Linked DNA regions of Homo sapiens: region 2 is linked to region 1. A link is an interaction called in ENCODE POLR2A ChIA-PET data of the cell type or tissue named here. Cell type or tissue: HepG2. All regions are shown on one strand. Each heading gives the region's core, and the rest is flanking DNA. Links, peaks and the distances in the headings are about the cores only.

What was found. Peaks named below come from ENCODE experiments on the same cell type or tissue, not always from the same donor. Only the 100,000 strongest peaks of a DNase experiment are listed, where the experiment ranks them.
Region 2: POLR2A ChIA-PET joins it to region 1 with 10 read pairs; 5 of 35 experiments call an interaction of 5 or more read pairs at or near these places.

Annotation. Positions count from the first base shown.
Region 1 is chr3:179,639,634-179,649,672 of GRCh38, reverse strand. It overlaps the pseudogene H3P13. Among named protein-coding and RNA genes, the nearest start is that of USP13, 8.4 kb to the left of the region's middle. In HepG2, for the core only: no CTCF peak of the experiment used is centred there; a DNase peak (open chromatin) is centred at 5,282; H3K4me3 peaks cover 401 bases.
Region 2 is chr3:179,734,463-179,743,386 of GRCh38, reverse strand. USP13 (ubiquitin specific peptidase 13) reads right to left here. Exons shown (of 21, transcript NM_003940.3): 11 at 3,015-3,140; 12 at 1,037-1,190. Among named protein-coding and RNA genes, the nearest start is that of USP13, 86 kb to the right of the region's middle. In HepG2, for the core only: no CTCF peak of the experiment used is centred there; a DNase peak (open chromatin) is centred at 3,386; H3K4me3 peaks cover 679 bases.

The sequences.
Region 1 (10,039 bases), core at 4,176-6,675:
CTTCCAGTGTCTGGTGCGAGAAATTGCTCAGGACTTTAAAACAGATATGCACTTCCAGAGTGCAGCTGTTGGTGCTTTGCAGGAGGCAAGTGAGGCCTACCTGGTTGGTCTTTTTGAAGACACCAACCTGTGTGCTATCCATGCCGAACATGTAACAATTATGCCAAAAGACATCCAGCTAACACACCACATACCTGAAGAATGTGCTTAAGAATCCACTATGCTGGGCACGGTGGCTCACGCCTGTAATCCCAGCACTTTGGGAGGCCGAAGCGGGCGGATCACCTGAGGTCGGGAGTTCGAGACCAGCCTGACCAATATGGAGAAACCCCATCTCTACTAAAAATACAAAACCAGCCAGGTGTGGTGGCGCATGCCTGTAGTCCCAGCTACTCAGGAGGTTGAGGCAGGAGAATCGCTTGAACCTGGGAGGCAGAGGTTGCAGTGAGCCGAGATCGCGCCATTGCACTCTAGCCTGGGGCAAGAAAAGCGAAACCCTGTCTCAGAAAAAAAAAAAAAAAAAAAAAGAAGCCACTATGATGGGAAACACTTCATTCTAACACACACACACACACACACACACACACACACAATTTCTTTTACCTGTTGTTGGTAGTTCTGAACGTTATCTATTTTTTTTTTCCCATGGGGTCAAAACGTACTAAGTATATATGATTGCGAGTGGAAAAATAGGGGACAGAAATCAGGTATTGGCAGTTTTTCCATTTTCATTTGTGTGTGAATTTTTAATATAAATGTGGGGACGTAAAGCATTAATGCGAGTCAAAATGTTTCAGTGAACAAGTTTCAGCAGTTTAACTTTATAATAATTATAATAAACGTGTTAAATTTTTCTGGACAATGCCAGCATTTGGATTTTTTTAAAAACAAGTAAATTTCTTATTGACGGCAACTAAATGGTGTTTGTATCATTTTTATCATACAGTATATTCCATCACTATACTTTCTGTGTTGTCCTACATGCAAGTACATTTTTTTTGGTTTTTGTTTGTTTTGTTTTGTTTTGTTTTGTTTTTGTTTTTAAGACAGTCTCACTCTGTTGCCCAGGCTGGAGGGCAGTGGTGTGATCTCGGCTCACTGCAACCTCCACCTCCCGAGTTCAAGCAATTCTCTGCCTCAGCCTCCTGAGTAGCTGGGATTACAGGTGCCCGCCACCATGTCCGGCTAATTTTTGTATTTTTAGTAGAGACAGGAGTTCACCATCTTGGCCAGGCTTGTCTTGAACTGCTGACCTTGTGATCCACCCACCTCGGCCTCCCAAAATGCTAGGATTACAGTCGTGAGCCACTGCAACTAGCCCATGTTTTTAAATGTTGTCTGTCTTCTGTGCTGTTCCTGTAACTTTGCTATTAAAATACATTAAACTATAAAAAAGTAATTAAAACTCAATTGTAAAAACACTACAAGTTCAATGACTAGTAATAGTAATAGAAATTGAAGTTGCATCACTATAAAAACGCATTCCAACTTTTTTCATATAATGGCACACGTTGAAAATGATATTTGTACAACCCACTGAAATAATCAGTCAAGGATGTGTCTTTTAGCCAGAGCCTACTAATCTGAGGACTCTGATCACCACAGGTCCCATCCACGGCCTCTCAGAGGACTGAGGAGATACCACACCTGAATCCATCTCTGTGCACCAGAATGCCAATGGCATACCAGATGGAAAGTTCTAATCAAACCAGGGAAAAATAGAAAACATCTAAAGATAGAGAAATTATTAAATTAGATACATCTACTCAAAGATGCTTATACAAACTTAAAATGATAATTATGAAAATGAATGATTTAATATGTTTATAGAATGCTGCTTAACATGCTTGCTATACTTATATAACATTATCGCAACTGGGTAAAAATAAATAGCCATTTTGACAAGACTGGAAAATTTAAATAGTTATGTTTGGGATTAAGTTATAAGATTTTGTTTCTATTTTCAAAATGTTTCCAATGATATCGCATTTGTTTTGTAATATAAAAAGTTATCAGCCGGGCGCGGTGGCTTACGCCTGTAATCCAACACTTTGAGAGGCCAAGGTGGGCGGATCACCTGAGGTCAGGAGTTCGAGACCAGCCTGACCAACAAGGTGAAAACCCATCTCTACTAAAAATACAAAAATTAGCCAGGCGTGGTGGCAGGCGCTTGTAGTGTAGTCCCAGCTACCTGGGAGGCTGAGATAGGAGAATTGCTTGAACCTGGGAGGCAGAGGTTGCAGTGAGCCATGATCGTGCCACTGCACTCAAGCCTGGGCAATGGAGCAAGACTCCATCTCAAAAAAAAAAAAAATTATCCAGACAAAAATGTTAGTAAAAGAAGCTTCACTGACGTATGACCACTGTGTTAATCATGACATTTTAGGAAAACATCTGGTTCAATTACTGGAATATTTAAACTTAATTTTGCAGATTCTACATGTGAATTTTTTTTTTTTTTTTTTTTTTTTTAGAAACAGGATCTCACGCTGTTGCCCAGGCTATATATCACAGTGGCACAATCAAACCTCACTGCAGCCTCAAACTCCTGGGCTTCTGGGTTCCAGTGATCCTTCCTACCTCAGCCTCCTCAGCAACTAGGACGATAGGCACACACCACTGTACCAGGCTAATATTTTTTTTTTAGAACCAGAGTCTTGCTGTGTTGCCCAGGCTGGTTCTGAACTCCTGGGCTCATGTGATCCTCTCACCTTGGCCTCACAAACTGCTGGAATTATAGGTACAAGCCACTGTGCCCAGCCTACATATGAATTCATAACTGTTTTACTACTAGGCTAGTTTCTGTATGTGAATCCCAGTCAATGAGCAAGAGGAAAGAAATGATGGGTAAACAATTTTCCAACATAAATTCAAAGTCTTACTACAGAGGTTTTAAGAGACATGAAGACTATGAACTGACTTTTGCCACATCAGTGTGTCAGGCCACCATGTCACTCTACTGCTCCAAACCCTCCTCTCACGATTCAGGGTGGAGCCCAGGCTACGATAGACTAAAAGATAGACTGAGGCATTCAAGGGCCTCTTCCACCCAGCAATGATCTATCTTTCAGACTTTACCTCCCACTCTTACACATCTTGTGAGCTCAGCTTACTCTTCCCTAGCCGTTATGAAAGCTCTCCCCTTTTATTTCTATCTTCTCAAACCTTTTAAGATTTAGTGTTTTCTGGCGGGGCACATTATGGAAACTCAGTGTAGAATATTGCCAGCCTAGATGGTTTTATTTCAGGCACTCAATAAGTATCTCCCAAATGAATGACTCACATCAGTGACATTGTAATAAAATTGTTTTGCAGTCTGCATTGTGTCTTTTAGGAAAATTAATTGCTGCACAAATGTTATTCCAAGAACTGACAGAGGTTACATTAAAATGTGATATAAATATTAGTTACTATGACGAATGTCAAAAAGGGGAATTGGGAAAATCTACAGAGAAGAAAATCTTAATTATTTTAATACATAGAATAACTCTTGATCTCAGATGTCTTCCAATAACATGCAGGGATCCTACAAAGCCATATATGGTAAGACTCACTGTGGAGGCGTACTCATAAAATTTTCTATAATCGCAGGTAGCCTCTGCAAGAAGCACTGGTTACTACGTGTAGAACACTAAGGCACTGGTTAAGAAATGTATGCCATTTTCTGTTTGAGAGAATTCTATGTACCCATGAAAATCATGTGGCATAAGAATATTTATTGACGGCCACACGGTGGCTCACACCTGTAATCCAGCACTTTGGGAGGTTGAGGCGGGTGGATCACCTGAGGTCAAGAGTTCGAGACCAGCCTGGCCAACACAGTGAAACCCCGTTTCTACTAAAAATATTTTTAAAAATTGGCCGGGCGTGGTGGCACATGCCTGTATTCCCAGCTACTCAGGAGGCTGAGGCAAGAGAATCACTTGAACCCAGAAGGTATAGATCACACCACTGCACTCCAGCCTGGATGGCAGAGCAAGATTCTGTCAAAAAAAAAAAGTATTGATATGGAAAGATGATAACCATAATAAAAACTTTGAAAAAAGACTATAAATAAATATATACACTATTATCCCGCTTAAATACGTAAACATATGTCATATTTATAGCATAGATAAAAGTCTAGATTGGAATAGGGTGTATGCTAGCAGTGGTTATCTCTGGGTGATAAAGTTATTTCTGTTGTTGGTTTTTTCTTTGTGCTTTTATTTGTTAACTTAGTCTTTTGCATTAAGTATCCACTTTTGTTGTTGTTTTTGAGACAGAGTCTTGCTCTGTTGCCCAGGCTGGAGTGTAGTGGCACGATCTCAGCTCCCTGCAGCCTCCGCCTCCCGGGTTCAAGCAATTCTCCTGCCTCAGCCTCCCAAGTAGCTGGGATTACAGGCACGCCCCACCACTCAAGGCTAATTTTTTAATACTTTTAGTAGAGAGGGGGTTTCACCATGTTGGCCAGGCTGGTTTCGAACTCCTGACCTCAAGGGACCTGCCCACCTCGGCCTCCCAAAGTGCTGGGATTACAGGTGTGAGCCACCGCTCCCAGTCTTTTTTCTTTGTTTGTTTTCTTTTTTCTTTTTCTGAGACAGGGTCTCACTCTGTCACCCTGGCTGGAGCACAGTGGCACAATCTCGGCTTACTACAGCTTTGACTTCTGGGCTCAAGCAATCCTCCCACCTCAGTCCCCCAAGTAGCTGGGACTTCAGGCACTCACCACCATGCCTGGCTAATTTTTGTATTTTCAGTACAGATTGGGTTTCACCATGTTGTCCAGGCTGGTCTTGAACTCCTGAGCTCAAGTGATCTGCCCTCCTTGGCCTCCCAAAGTGCTGGGATTACAGGTGTGAGCCAATCACACCCAGCTGAGTATCCACTTCTTTTTGTGAATAAGAGGGAAATGTTAACTTTATATACTGCCAGTGATCATATCAGTTTTCACTTTCATCTGCCATCTTTCTTATCTGCTTCCCTCTTTCACTGTTTATTTAAAAGTAAGCAGGTTTCTGCTATTAGGTTTATAAATGAGCCACCTAGCCACAAGGTAGGTTCACAGGAATGAACAAACTCCTTGAGCACCTCTTAACATCAGGATGAGGTAAGCTCTTATTCAGCTTAAGAGGAAATGTGAGATGCCTGTTCACATTTTCTGGTTTCATGCTGTGAAAGACTCCCCACAGTCCTTCCAGGAGCCTGACTCATAAGATACAGAGGTAGTCAGATTGTCTTTCAGGCCCTTCTGACAGCACCATCGCTCCTCATGCCCACCACAAGTTCCATGCACACACAGGGAGTCTTGTCCTCCATTCAGGTAGAGAAGCTCAGTGTGGACACAGTAATAAAATATTAACCATGAGACCAAAGGTTGCTTTTCAGATTTCCCAGTAAATGGGTCAAAGCAAGCTATTTAAATATGATACATATTGCCTCCAAAATCCAAAGAAGCTCACCAAAGAGTTCCTCATTCTTTTTTGTTTTGTTTTTGTTTGTGAGATAGAGCCTTGCTCTGTCGCCCAGAGTGGAGTGAAATGGTGCGATCTCAGCTCACTGCAAACTCCACCTCCTGGGTTCAAGTGATTCTCCTGCCTCAGCCTCCCAAGGAGCTGGGATTACAGGCACCCGCCACCATGCCCAGCTAATTTTTGTATTTTTAATAGACATGGAGTTTCAACATGTTGGCCGTGCCGGTCTTGAACCCCTGACCTCAAGTGATCCTCCCGCCTCGGCCTCCCAAGGTGCTGGGATTACAGGTATGAGCCACCGTGCCTGGCTGAGTTCCTCATTCTTGGTGATAAAGAGCTGAAGATGATGAACTTGACCTTGAGTAAGACAGTAAAGTTGTGCTGCATACCCTCAGGTAATGGCAAACCTGCTTATCCTAATGGGGAAAATGCTTTCACCAGATGAGCAGTGGCAAACCAAAGGCCTGCGGGGAGATATATTAATTTGCTTCAGTGAGACCATCCCTGGGATATTAACCAAATTGAAATCACCACCTTGTTAACTTTACCATAACCCAACATCATTCTCTATTATATTTAAAGCCAAGATAGAGGGTGGGAATATAATAGAATCACGAAGTCTGTTTCTTCTGGATCTTTGGTAATGGCATAAATTCCTGCAGTTCCACTAGGATTGCAGTCTTGTTTCATATTTCTATTTTGTTAGGGACGGGGAACACCAGTTCATCCTCTTGGTCCTTCGTACTATAGTAATTACTTCACAGGTCAGGGAGCCAATGTGAAGATTCTAGAGATTATTGCAGCTATGAATTCCAATAATACTTTCAGGAACTGTGGTACAGTCACAGGATGAGCTTAGGGTCCCAGTGGGCCTACCATGAAATGAACTAGGGTCAGAACCCCATATATACTCAGCCCCCAATAAGCCTCCATGCTGGCAGATGGGAATGGCATTCCAACTGGCTCCAGTTTTGCTCTGAGCCAGTTTTGCTGTAAAAGATTTGGAGAGCACAGTCACTAGAGGAGTGGCTGCAGAGAAGGGCAGGAGGAAGTTTCACACTGCTCATATATATTTTTGTAGATGGGAGTCTCGCTATGTTGTCCAGGCTGAAGTGCAGTGGCTATTCACAGCCTCCAACTCCTGGACCCAAGTGACCCTCCCACCTCAGCCTCCCATGTAGCTGGGACTATCAGCACACACCACCACACCCAGCTATGCACTGTCCATATTTGATAGCTCTGCAGCATCTTTCCTCAAGGAACACTCCCTCTCCTTCAGTCAAGGAACTCTGGGTGTGCCAATTAACTCCTGGCTGTGATCACGACTATCTAGCATGGTGGCTCGATTTAGACCTCTGCTTGCTGAGCTTGGGGATGGTGGGATATGAGATCTTAGTGGTATGCCCACTGCTTGCACTCCTGGGACCCCCATGATGAACCACAGCCAGAGTTATCTGTGAATTAGCCATTCCCTGAGATTTGCTAATCACATTTAGACCGCTACCTAATATCAAAACCACCCTGGCTTTCCTCCTGGTAGTAAATCACTACCACCCACAATGTCCACCCAGGACTCCCCCCATCCCCACAGGGATCAGAAAGCCCACATCAGTAAATCCTGTCACCAGCATTCTGGACTTGTTGGAATCATTAGTAACTTGCCTTTGAAATATTCTAGGCTGGGCACAGTGGCTTATGCCTGTAATCCCAGCACTTTGGGAGACTGAGGCAGGCAGATCACTTGAGGTCAGGAGTTCAAGACCCGCCTGGCCAAAATGGTGAAACCCCGTCTCTACTAAAAATACATACACACAGGCCGGGCGTGGTGACTCACACCTGTAATCCCAACATTTTGGGAGGCCAAGGCGGGCAGATCACCGGAGGTCAGGAGTTCAAGACCAGCCTGGCTAACATGGTGAAACCCCGTCTCTACTAAAAATACTAAAAATTAGCCAGGCATGGTGGCACGCACCTATAGTCCCAGCTACTCAGGAGGCTGAGGCAGAAGAATCACTTGAACCTGTGAGGCGGAGGTTGCAGCGAGCCAAGATCATGCCACTGCACTCCAGCCTGGGCGACAGAGCGAGACTCCATCTCAATAATAATAATAATACAAACACACAAAAATTAGCCAGGCATGGTGGTGGGCGCCTGTACTCCCAGCTACTTGGGAGGCTGAGGCACGAGAATCACTTTAACCCGGGAGGCAGAGGTTGCAGTGAGCCAAGGTTGTGCCACTGAACTCCAGCCTGGGCTACAGAGCAAGTCTCCATCATGACGAAGAAAAAAAAAAAAAGATTCTAGGCCCACTGAAAATATCTCTTATAGAGCAAATTCAGCATTTCTGTCTCTTGAGACCCTTCCCCTATGTTATGCTAAGGAATTTCTAGCCCTTTGTCATCATTTAGCAGATAGGAAATGAAAGAGCTGAAATCCAAAGCTCTAATGCCTGCCCTCAAGAAGTGTATAGGGCAAAGTTTAATACATGACTGTATTAGTCCATTCTTACATTGCTATAAAGAAATATCTGAGACCGGGTGATTTATAAGAAGAGGGATTTAACTGACTCACAGTTCTACAGGCTGTACAGAAAGCATGGCTGCATCTGCTTCTGGAAAGGCCTCAGGGAGCTTTTACTCATGGCAGAAGGCAAAGTGGGAGCAGGCATCTTACATGCAAAAGTGGGAGCAAGAAACAAGGTGGGGCTGGGCACGGCGGCTCATGCCTGCAATCCCAGCACTTTGGGAGGCCTAGGTGGGTGGATCACCTGAGATCAGGAGTTCGAGAACAGCCTGGCCAACATAGTGAAACCCCATTTCTACTAAAAATACAAAATTAGCCAGGCATGGTGGTGCATACCTGTAATCCCAGGTACTTGGGAGACTGAGCCAGGAGAATCGCTTGAACCCAGGAGGCGGAGGTTGCAGTGAGGCAAGATCGCGCCACTGCACTCCAGCCTGGGCAACAAGAGTGAAAACCCCATCTCAAAAAAAAAAAAAAAAAAAAAAAAAAGGAAGGGAAAGGAAGGGAAAGGAAAGGAGAAGGTGCTACACGGTTTTGAATGTCCAAATCTCACAAGAACGAATTCACTATCATGAGATCATGAGGACAGTACCAAGGAGGATGGTGCTAAGCCATTCATGAGAAATCTGCCCCCTCGGATCCAATCACCTCCCACCAGGCCCCACCTCCGATGCTGAGGATTACATATCAATACGAGGTTTGGGTGGTGAAACACATCCAAACCATATTAGTGACATAAATGAATAAATAAGATAAGACAGTATGGAATCAAGGCCCATGTGGTATATTACAGTGTTTATTCAAACTTACTTATTTCTGCCTGTCCCTTCTCAGGCTTACCTATGGGCCAAGTATTTTATCCACATCAGTATCATCAAAGGTTACTCTTCCAATCTGGATTCTTGGAAACAGAAGACACATGATACCAGCAGAGCCCAGGAGATCGAAAGCTAATTCTCAGCCCTTAAGACCAAGAAACAATTGTTCATTATTGAAGCCACTGAGATGTTGGGAGTGTTTGTTACCACAGCAGAAGCTGACTAATCCAGACTAAAATGGCATTCAGGTTTTCTGCTAAACTTCATTCCTTTTTCTGTTATTTCCCTGACAAAAAGCAGTATCTTTTAAACTATATTTAGACTGTCCCTGTTCTTTTTCTATTTTTGAAGAATATGAACAAAAAAGTTTTTGTAAACTGAACATTAGTTCACTCAAATATAACTAAATGACTCTCAAAATGTTCCACCACAGTAGTTTTAAAAACAGAAACAATAAGGCTGGGCGCGGTGGCAACGCCTGTAATCCCAGCACTTCGGGGGGTCGAGGCAGATGGATCACAAGGTCAGTAGTTCAAGACCAGCCTGGCCAACATGGTGAAACCCCATCTCTACTAAAACTACAAAAATTAGCTGGGCACAGTGGCAGGTGCCTGTAATCCCAGCTACTCGGGAGGCTGAGGCAGGAGAATCACTTGAACCCAGGTAGCAGACGTTGCAGTGAGTCGAGATTGTGCCACTGCACTCCAGCCTGGGCGACAGAGTGAGACTCCGTCTCAAAAAAAAACAGAAACAATATGAAAAAATCAAGTCATAACAAAAGTTACAATGAATAAATCATACCAATCATCCAAGATTTTTGTATTCAGAATTACCACTGTTAATAATCCATGAACAGCCAGGTATGGTTGTGTGCCTCTGTAGTCCCGGCTGCTTGGGAGGCTGAGGTGGGAGAATCTCTTGAGTCCAGTAGTTCTTGACTGTAGTGTGCTATGGTCACGCTACTGGACCATGGCATACTACACTCCAGCCTGAGCAACATATCAAGACCCCATCTCTAAAAAATAAAAATAAAAAATAAAAGTGAATACTACATGAACTTGATCCCGGATACAGTGTCTCTCTATGTGTATCTATGGATAGAAAGGTAGATGGATGGTTGGATGGCTAAAAAGAAATGGCAGCATGCAATACTTGAAGCCAGATTGATTTTTCTACCTTATAAACGATGTGATTTTTCTGCTTAGAAATTTTCCCCCTCATCCCCATTTTTAAGCTCTAAAATGC
Region 2 (8,924 bases), core at 1,889-4,388, 96 kb before region 1:
AAAACAAAAAACAAAAAAACTCCAGGATACATGTGTAGAACGTGCAGGTCTGTTACATAAGTATATGTGTGCCGTGGCGGTTTGCTGCACCTACTGACCTGTCCTCTAAGTTCTCTCCCCTTTCCCCCCACCCACCAACAGGCCTCAGTGTGTGATGTTCCCCTCCCTGTGTCCATATGTTCTCAATGTTCAACTCGCACTTATGAGTGAGAATATGCGGTGTTTGGTTTCTGTTCCTGTGTTAGTTTGCTGAGGATGAGGGCTTCCAGCTTCATCCATGTGCAAAGGACATGATCTCATTCCTTTTCATGGCTGCATAGTGGAATTGCTGAACTTTACAAAAATGACTAGTTCACAGGAGATGCACAATCCAGCAGCTATTTTGTCTTTTTTGCTTCTACGATGTTAATTCGAAGAAATGCCATTTGTCTATTCTGCCTAGGAAGAACCAGCTTAGACTGATGGAAGGAGAAGGCACCAAACATGAGTGCCACATCTCTGCCTCCTTCTCTCTTCCAAAGCCCAGAGACCCTTCTAATGGGCTTTGCTTCTACAAAGAACCCTGACACAATTTATCTCCCAGAAGAGGTGGCTCAAATACTCATGTGCCAAAGCTGGATTATTTCAAGAGACCTCTGCTCGAATGTCTAACTTTAAAAAATGCAGTCCTGATCATTTCCCTCAGACTTTATAGCACAACTTATAAATGACAGTGTTAAAGAATTTTCTACATACATCATTACCAATAATTTTCCCCAAAATTATGCTGACTCCATATTCAGTAGTTGGCCAAATTTATAGGCAGTGACGTAGGTTCCAACCATAACGCCTCCATAAAACCTGTGATGCATTTGATTCTTCTCAAAGGAAAAGTCACATGGGAACTAACAAAGAGATGAAAAGAGATGTGCAAAGCAGACATCACCTGGGCTGGGTCTACTCCTGACACACTTCAGTGACTAAACCATTCTCTCTGATTTGAGGGTTTTCCCATATGAAGACACACAGTACCAATTTCCCGCTTTGGAATTGTTACCCTTGTTGGTTGCCGCCTCCATGGCCACAGGTAACTGCATCAGGTAATCCACCCTCTCCGTGTAGCGGACTTTCCGGGTCTGACAGCACTGAATGCGTTCTTCCACCAAAAAACGAAAAACATCGCTTGGGTTTTCTGAGCCGATGCGGTTCCTCTGAAGGATGGATTGTATCAGGTTAGTAAATGTATGAATATTGAGCCACTAAGACTTAGTAGAAAATGAACTCTAAACCCGGTGTAAACACTTGGCTTTATTAAACATTTCCTCTGGCCATGCCCATTCACCAAAGCACTTTAATAGAAAAACACTGGAATTTATCTAAAGTCCAAAAATGGGGATTGGTAAAATAAAATATAGTTCATCATGGATTACTATTTCAATATTATTAAATTAAAAACCATGGGAGAGAAATTCATGGAATGAGAAGAAAGGAGGAGGAGAAGCCAATCAAAAGAGAAAGGGAAAAAAATAAAGGGCTGCCCTGGAAACATAAAAACATGTACAATATGATTATATAAATACACTCATGTAAATTAGGTACAAATAAAACAGAAATTATGCTCTGTTAACAGATGTGATGATGTGGCAAACATTTAAGTGAAAACACTGCTTACAGAAGAGCATGTAGAGAATTAACATAAGACCTGGAAAGTGATGGGAGGGGCAGATGCCAACCTGTGAACACTGGCTGTTGGCCGGGCACAGTGGCTCATGCCTGTAATCCCAGCACTTTGGGAGGCGGAGGCGGGTGGATCATCTGAGGTCAGGAGTTCGAGACCAGCCTGGCCAACATGGTGAAACCCCGTCTCTACTAAAAATACAAAAAAATTAGCCAGGCATGGTAGTGGGTGCCTATAATCCCAGCTACTCGGGAGGCTTTATTCTAAAAAAAAAAAGTTATCACTAATAAATGATAAACAGAGTTAGAAAAGATCATGGACCTGAGCAGACATGTGAATCAGTAACCCTGAGGCAGACAAGAGAAACCACTGCAGCCTAGTTCTAACAAGGAAACAAACAACAGAAGAATCACTTGAACCTGCAAGGCGGAGGTTGCAGTGGGCCAAGATCGTGCCACTGCACTCCAGCCTGGGCGACAAGAGCAAGACTCTGTCAAAAACAAACAAACAAAAACAAACAAACAAACAAACAAACAAAAAACACTGGCTGGCTGCAGGGCGTGGCATTAAGGGGGATTTTGATGTTCTCCTTTGTGTTTTCTATATTTTCCACAAAGAACACTGTTGTAACCAGGAAAAAAAAAAAAGGCTTTACTCAGGAATTCTCAGTGGCTTTCCAGCTCACACCTGTAATCCCAGCACTTTGGGAGGCCGAGGCGGGTGGATCACAAGGTCAGGAGTTCAAAACCAGCCTGACCAACATGGTGAAACCCCATCTCTACTAAAAATACAAAAATTAGCCGGGCGTGGTGGCAGGCTCCTATAATCCCAGCTACTCAGGAGGCTGAGGCAGTAGAATTGCTTGAACCCAGGAGGCAGAGGTTGCAGTGAGCCAAGATTGTGCCACTGCACTCTAGCCTGGGCAACAGAGCTAGACTCAGTCTCAAAAAAAAAAAAAAAGTTTTTAATGGCATTCGATTCTGATGTAAGCAGACTCATCATCTTTGAGCAGTGGCAGGAGGACACCAAATACCACGCAGGGCTCTTAAGGAACTTTGTCACAAAGACCAGAAAAAAATAAATTGTGAATGGAATAACTGGCAAGCACTCCTATAACACATACAGGTTAAAAGAAGCACAGAGATCCACAAGTGTCTGGAAACTGGAGTGTGAAGAGCAGTCACATCAAGTTGGCTGAGCAGAGAGTTTCCAGGGATCTGATTCTGAACCAGCTTTAACAGGAGAGATTGAAGAAAGAGAGTGGGGAGGCATTCTGATCAAGCCACAGCAGACTGCACTGAGTGGCTCGGCACCCTCTTACAACCCCGCTGAGCATCCGTGAAGACTGACTACTCACCTCTACTAGATTCACCAGGTGCAAGAAGAATTCCTGGGCATCTTGCTGCCTGTTAGAGGAGAATTCCGGGTGGCTCTTGCTTACAAAGGCCTTAAACATGCGCGGAGAGATCCCGTTCTGCTGTGGCTAATGTATAAAAATGAAATGGACTTATGATACTTTCATGCAAATTAACAGCCCTAAGCGGCAAGCAGAGCAGAACCCACCATAAACTCCACTTTCCAGATGAGAAAACTACAGCCCAAAGAAGGTAAATAATGATAGTGGCCAATACTCGCTGGGTGTTTACTATGTGCCAGGCCCTGCACTATGAACCTTATGAAGAACACAGGATGAGACTCTTCCTGTTTACTTAAAACTAGGACAATAGGTGACACACACTTTAGAAAGTACTCACTTTCTAAAGTCAGGCACTCGGCTCATTCTCACAGGACTTGCTACGCAGTGACCAAATGTCACAGCCCATTTCAAAGCAAGCTTGGGAGGAGAGGTTTCCGATGGAAGTTAAAAGAGAGGCCAGGTGTGTTGGCTCATGCCTGTAATCCTAGCATTTTGGGAGGCCGAGGCAGGTGGATCACCTGAGGTCAGGAGTTTGAGACCAGCCCGGCCAACATGGCGAAACCCTGTCTCTATTAAAAATACAAAAAATTAGCTGGGCATGGTGGCGTGTGCATGTAATCCCAGCTACTCAGGAGACTGAGGCAGGAAAATCGCTTGAACCCGGGAGGTGAAGGTTGCAGTGAGCCGAGATCACACCATTGCACTCCAGCCTGGGCGACAAGAGCAAAACTCCATCTCAATAAATAAATAAATGAATGAATAAATAAATGAGAGGAGAGCTCTGCAGCATCTCCCCTTCCCTTCCATGAGGGTATAGGAGAGGACCCCTCCTGAAGAATGGAGCACTTACAAGAAAGAAAAATGGCATTGCACGGCCCAGTGAAGCACTGCAGAGCTGCTCAAGCTCACGAGCCCACCCCATACTGTTTCTGGACCAGAGCACAGGGAGTTCCAGGAGCTTGTAGAGGGCTTGCCCCTCACCTGGCTGCAGCTGCTAGAAAGGCTGCGGGGGAAGAACAGGCAGCAGGGCAACTCTGGCAGGACGAGGATGCTGGATTTCGTGGGGGACCAGCAGGACAGCTCAGAAGGCAGCCAAATGCCCCATGCAGGACCCTACAGAAGTGGGCAGGCTATCTGCCAGTGGAGAAGGCTCAGGGCAGGAGGAGGTGACGGCTGCCGAGGCCAGCTGGACAGAGCATCAGGGAAAGGTCCTTGTAAGGTCCCTGAGGGTGGTATAACAGTTGCGGGGAGGCAGCTCTAAAGAACCACCAATGTTCCCCCACAAAAAAGCCAGCCATGACAGGAGACATGTGGCAGCCCAGAGGGAGCCCACCAGCACTTGGCAAGTGAAAAGACTCTGCCTACTTCTCTAATCTCCAATCCCCTTGACCCTTGACTATGGAGGGGCCAGCAGCGGGTGGAAAGAGGCAAATAAGTGGAGCAAAGACCGCCCCCACAACCAAAAACAAAACAAAACAAAACAAAATTAGATGCTGACACTAATGCTTCAGCACTGCTGTTTTCTGAAACTCTTGAGCTAGGTAGAATGAAGAAGACTAAAACTGGCTCTTTAATACGGGTAACCTACAGAAAATCACAAGGAATCTAGGGGATCTGCCCAGGATGCTCTGAAGAGGCAGGTAGGAAGATTCCACATCACCTTTGGCAATAAAGATGTGCACCTGATAAAGCTGTTTCCCAAATGTTTCCTCCAAGTTCAGCCCATCTACTAATGGTGATACCTACTGTCTCGTTAATACTTGTAGTAACCCTAGAAAGCGGACACTAGTCTTATCTTCACTCGGGAAGCTGAGACTGGCAGAGAAGTGCCAGATAGGCCTTTCAACTCAAAGTGGTCTTAACACCCAACTGCCATGCAGCTAACAAAGCCTAACCAGAGTGGCTCTAACTCCAGTTCCAGGCTGTCTGTAGCAAAAACAAGTAAGCACACTTAGGTCTCAGTCATACAAACCTCACCTTGTCATTTGAGCCAAAGAAGTAATTTATGTCCTCTCTGCAAAGGCTGTAGCTGCTACCCACCCACTTTTCCATAAAACCTCCCTTTGCTTAGCTTGCAGACCATATTCCTCTCCTCTGAAGTCCAGAGCACAAAATGCCTTCTACCTTCTTTAACTTTCAGCCTGCTTCTGGTCTGTCTCTGCAGCCTTTGCGGTGGAGGCCATGTCTTACACCTCCTCGAATTCTCATGGAGGTCCATGCCTATAGTCTGGGGACGATGACACGTTTGCAGAATCACAGTCATATGCAACAGCTGATGAGAAAACTCCTTTATCTATCTCCCTGCGACAAAGAGGCAGCTCCATATATAACATCCCTCCAACACACATGTTCTATGCAGTGTTTTCTAATAAAAATCTGATGAATTTCCCTGTCTTGCTGAAAACATAATCTGGTCTGGGCATTTAGTATTTAGTGACTGCCTGCTTCATGCAGAGCACTATTGGAGATTCTGCCTTCTAGGAGCTTACGGACAACAGAGGAGATGAGAGACATACACACGCATCGATAACAAATGTTAGGGAACACCACAGAGGACCTGAAACACCACTGGTAGCTCTCAAAGAATTCCTCAAAGTGGCAGCATTTGGGCATCTAAGGACTAACAACCTGTATATAAATGACCAGCTTACACACATACACGGCTTCAGTTGTGCTTCCAGCGCTAGCCAAAGCGCAATTAATTTTACTACCTGACAATTAATTTTACTACCTGTATATACACCTCCTGAAACCTATGTAAAAATTGTGACTTTCTTCATTCACAGTGCTGATATATATCACATAGTATCAGCTGACACGAGCATGCAATAATAATGCCCTAGCTTCATATAATGGCTAACATTTATGTACTCATTAAGCAGATATTTACTGAGAGCTATAAAATCTCAGGTGCTTGGATGAATACCGACTACGTGCCAGGCACAGTTCTTAACACTTTACATATATATTTTTCTTAACTCACCCAACCCCATGAGGTGGTGATGATGATTTTCTCCACTTGACAGATGGGGAAACTGAGGCACAGAGTTATTAAGTCCAGGGTCACAAAGCTAAAAAATCTCTCCACTCCCTTTCTCTAGTGTCCTTATGCTGTTTTTGGTATACATGTGCCAACATCTCATTTCTGAGGTCCCTGAGTCCATCCTACTAGCTGCTAAAGAGAAGACAACACATCAAGAGTCTGCATAACCCTTCTTCAAGCCTACACAACTCTAGGGCCAACATCACAAGCCAGTCCAACAGTTATTTCTCCACTTTGAAGAGTATGGAGGCACCACTTGGAATAAATCCCTTGGCATTTGTGCATTTCTGTTTAGGCATTCACATCAGCATGCATTCACTGCCTGCTGCTGATAGTGTTATTTCTTATAATCTGTGATTCAAGTTTTGTGTGGCTGCCAGTCCCCAACACAGACCATAGCAAGCAGCCGCTCTGGGAAGTTTAACAAGCCAGTAAATTCTGAAGAGCTAGCTGCTGCTCTGGGCCATCATGTGGCCATACAACCAGAAGGAGAAGTTTCAATAGAGACCATGGTGGGAAACACTAGAAATTCAGCCCCATACCTGGACTGTGGCCCATTCTCAGCCATTCCCCTCCCACACTTCTGTGACCATTTCATTTCTTCGTTTTCCTTAACCAACTTTTCTTAATCTTCTATTCAACAGTCAAGTTATTGCTTGAGAGTTGTCGATCATTTAGAAGTTATTTGAAAAAGCTCCCTAACCAGATGCTACCTCCTCCTCTTCACATCATGCTGCAGACCAGTTCCTGGGGTTCACAGCTGGGTTAGAGCATCTTAGCTCAAACTCATCTACTTCAAGCTTAGTGCCTTGATCATCACCTGGTCCCATCTGCTAACACCCATCCCCATGCCTACTCTCTGCTTTCAGAGGGGACGTCTTACTAATTCCCGTGGTCAACTATTAATATGCTCACTTCACACCTAGTTATTAGAAAGTCAGGCTCTGAAAAAGTTGAGCCTGAATCTCATGAAGCCTCCAGATCTAGCGACCTTATACCAAACACAAGTCAAACAATACCTCAAGGAAGCAATCTTTAGAGCAAACTTAAAGCAAATAGTCCAGCTCCTTCAACAAATCAATAGTTTGCAAAAAGAAAAGGAGGGGGACTTTAGAAAGATATCTTGGATAATGCAGGAAAAAATCAGAAGATGGACTAGGTATTCGTGATACTAAGGGATGGTTGTTAATTTTGCTGCTGTGCTTTTAACACTTCAAACAGCTTTTTTTAAAGAGATGAAGTTTTGCTGTTGCCCAGGCTGGATGGCAATGGTGCAATCACAGCTCACTGCATCCTCAAACCCTTGGGCACAAGTGATCCTCCCACCTCAGCCTCCCAAGTATCTGGGACTACAGACACACGCCACTGTGCCCAGCTAATTATTTTATTATTATTTTTTCTAGAGACAGGGGTCTTACTGTGTGGCCCAGGTTGGTCTCAAAGTCCTGGTTTCAAGCAGTCTTCCTGCCTCAGCTTCTCAAAGTGCTGGGATTACACGTGTGAGCCACCACACCTGGCTGGACACTTTAAACTTTTAATACAATATTTATGTTAAAAGAAGAAAGAAGGTATTATAGTTACAGATGCATAACTACATCTATAGGTGAAAAGGAGGATGTTTAAATTTTATGTTAAAATACTGAAGGGAAGGAAAAGGAGAGGAAGAGAAAAAATGAGAAAAGGAGAAAGGAAATGAAAGAGAAGAGTGAAGAGTTTAGGGAAACTGGTGGAACCAGATTTGCAGGATGATTATTGAAGCTGCACATCAAGTACATAGAGATTCATTATACTTTGCTCTCTACTTTTGTATATATATGCAAATTTAAATAATTTTTCCTTTAAAAAAAAAAAAAGGTCAGGCTCTGGACAAGGCAGTTCCCTAAAAGAAACCAAAAATCCAAAATAAGAACCAAAGAATTAGATTACAGAAAGCATGTTTCCCATTTAGCAATGAGCCAGTGACATCACCTGAGTGTCCCCTATGGGCCCAACACCTCACAAGATGAGAGGCAGAGACCCAACTTGACCAAGAGTCGGCCCTGCCTTCAGGGAACACACACTCTCACTTGAGAGCTGGCTCTCAGACACCTGAGGCAATGGCTAGTCCTGACCACTAACTTTATAACACAGAGACCCAGGAAGTCACCAAAATAGCATCCAACTAAGGAATCTGTCATATTAATAAGATACTGTACTTACTTTCTCCATCAGCAATTGCAAAACAGATCAGCTAAAATTAGAGGGAGGCCTTCAGTGTTCAGAATCTCTCCCAAATGCTTACACAGGACTTTCTGTTTAACAGAGTGCACCACACAGACAGCCAGACACAGTCCACCATATTCCCCTGAGCCGAATGCTTTAATTAATAAGCAAGCAGCAAGACTGAGGCTTTTATCACATCACAGCAATACTTGCACAGATACTTTTAAACCACAGGATAAAAGGAAGATAGACACATGTCTGCCTGTCCCTAAAACAAAAGTGTATGAAGTCTGTTGATTTAAATTTTTAACCTTAAACAATAAACCTTGAACCAGTAAGTGTTTAACCCAGGCCCAAACCCCAAATCTCCTAAGCTAAGAGGACAGGGGCATTCCCGAACTATTACTCATATTTCAAAGGTGAATCAGAAAGGTTACATGTGTCTAACCTAGGAAAATAGAGGTTAAGGGAAACAAAGCTCTTATGTTCACAGCTAAAATTATACCACCTTGAAGCAGAACACTGGTTATCTCACGTTGATGAAAAGTTGAGACCAGCAAGTATGTGTTGAGGATTATTTAGATGAGAAATCAAATAAATTGTCG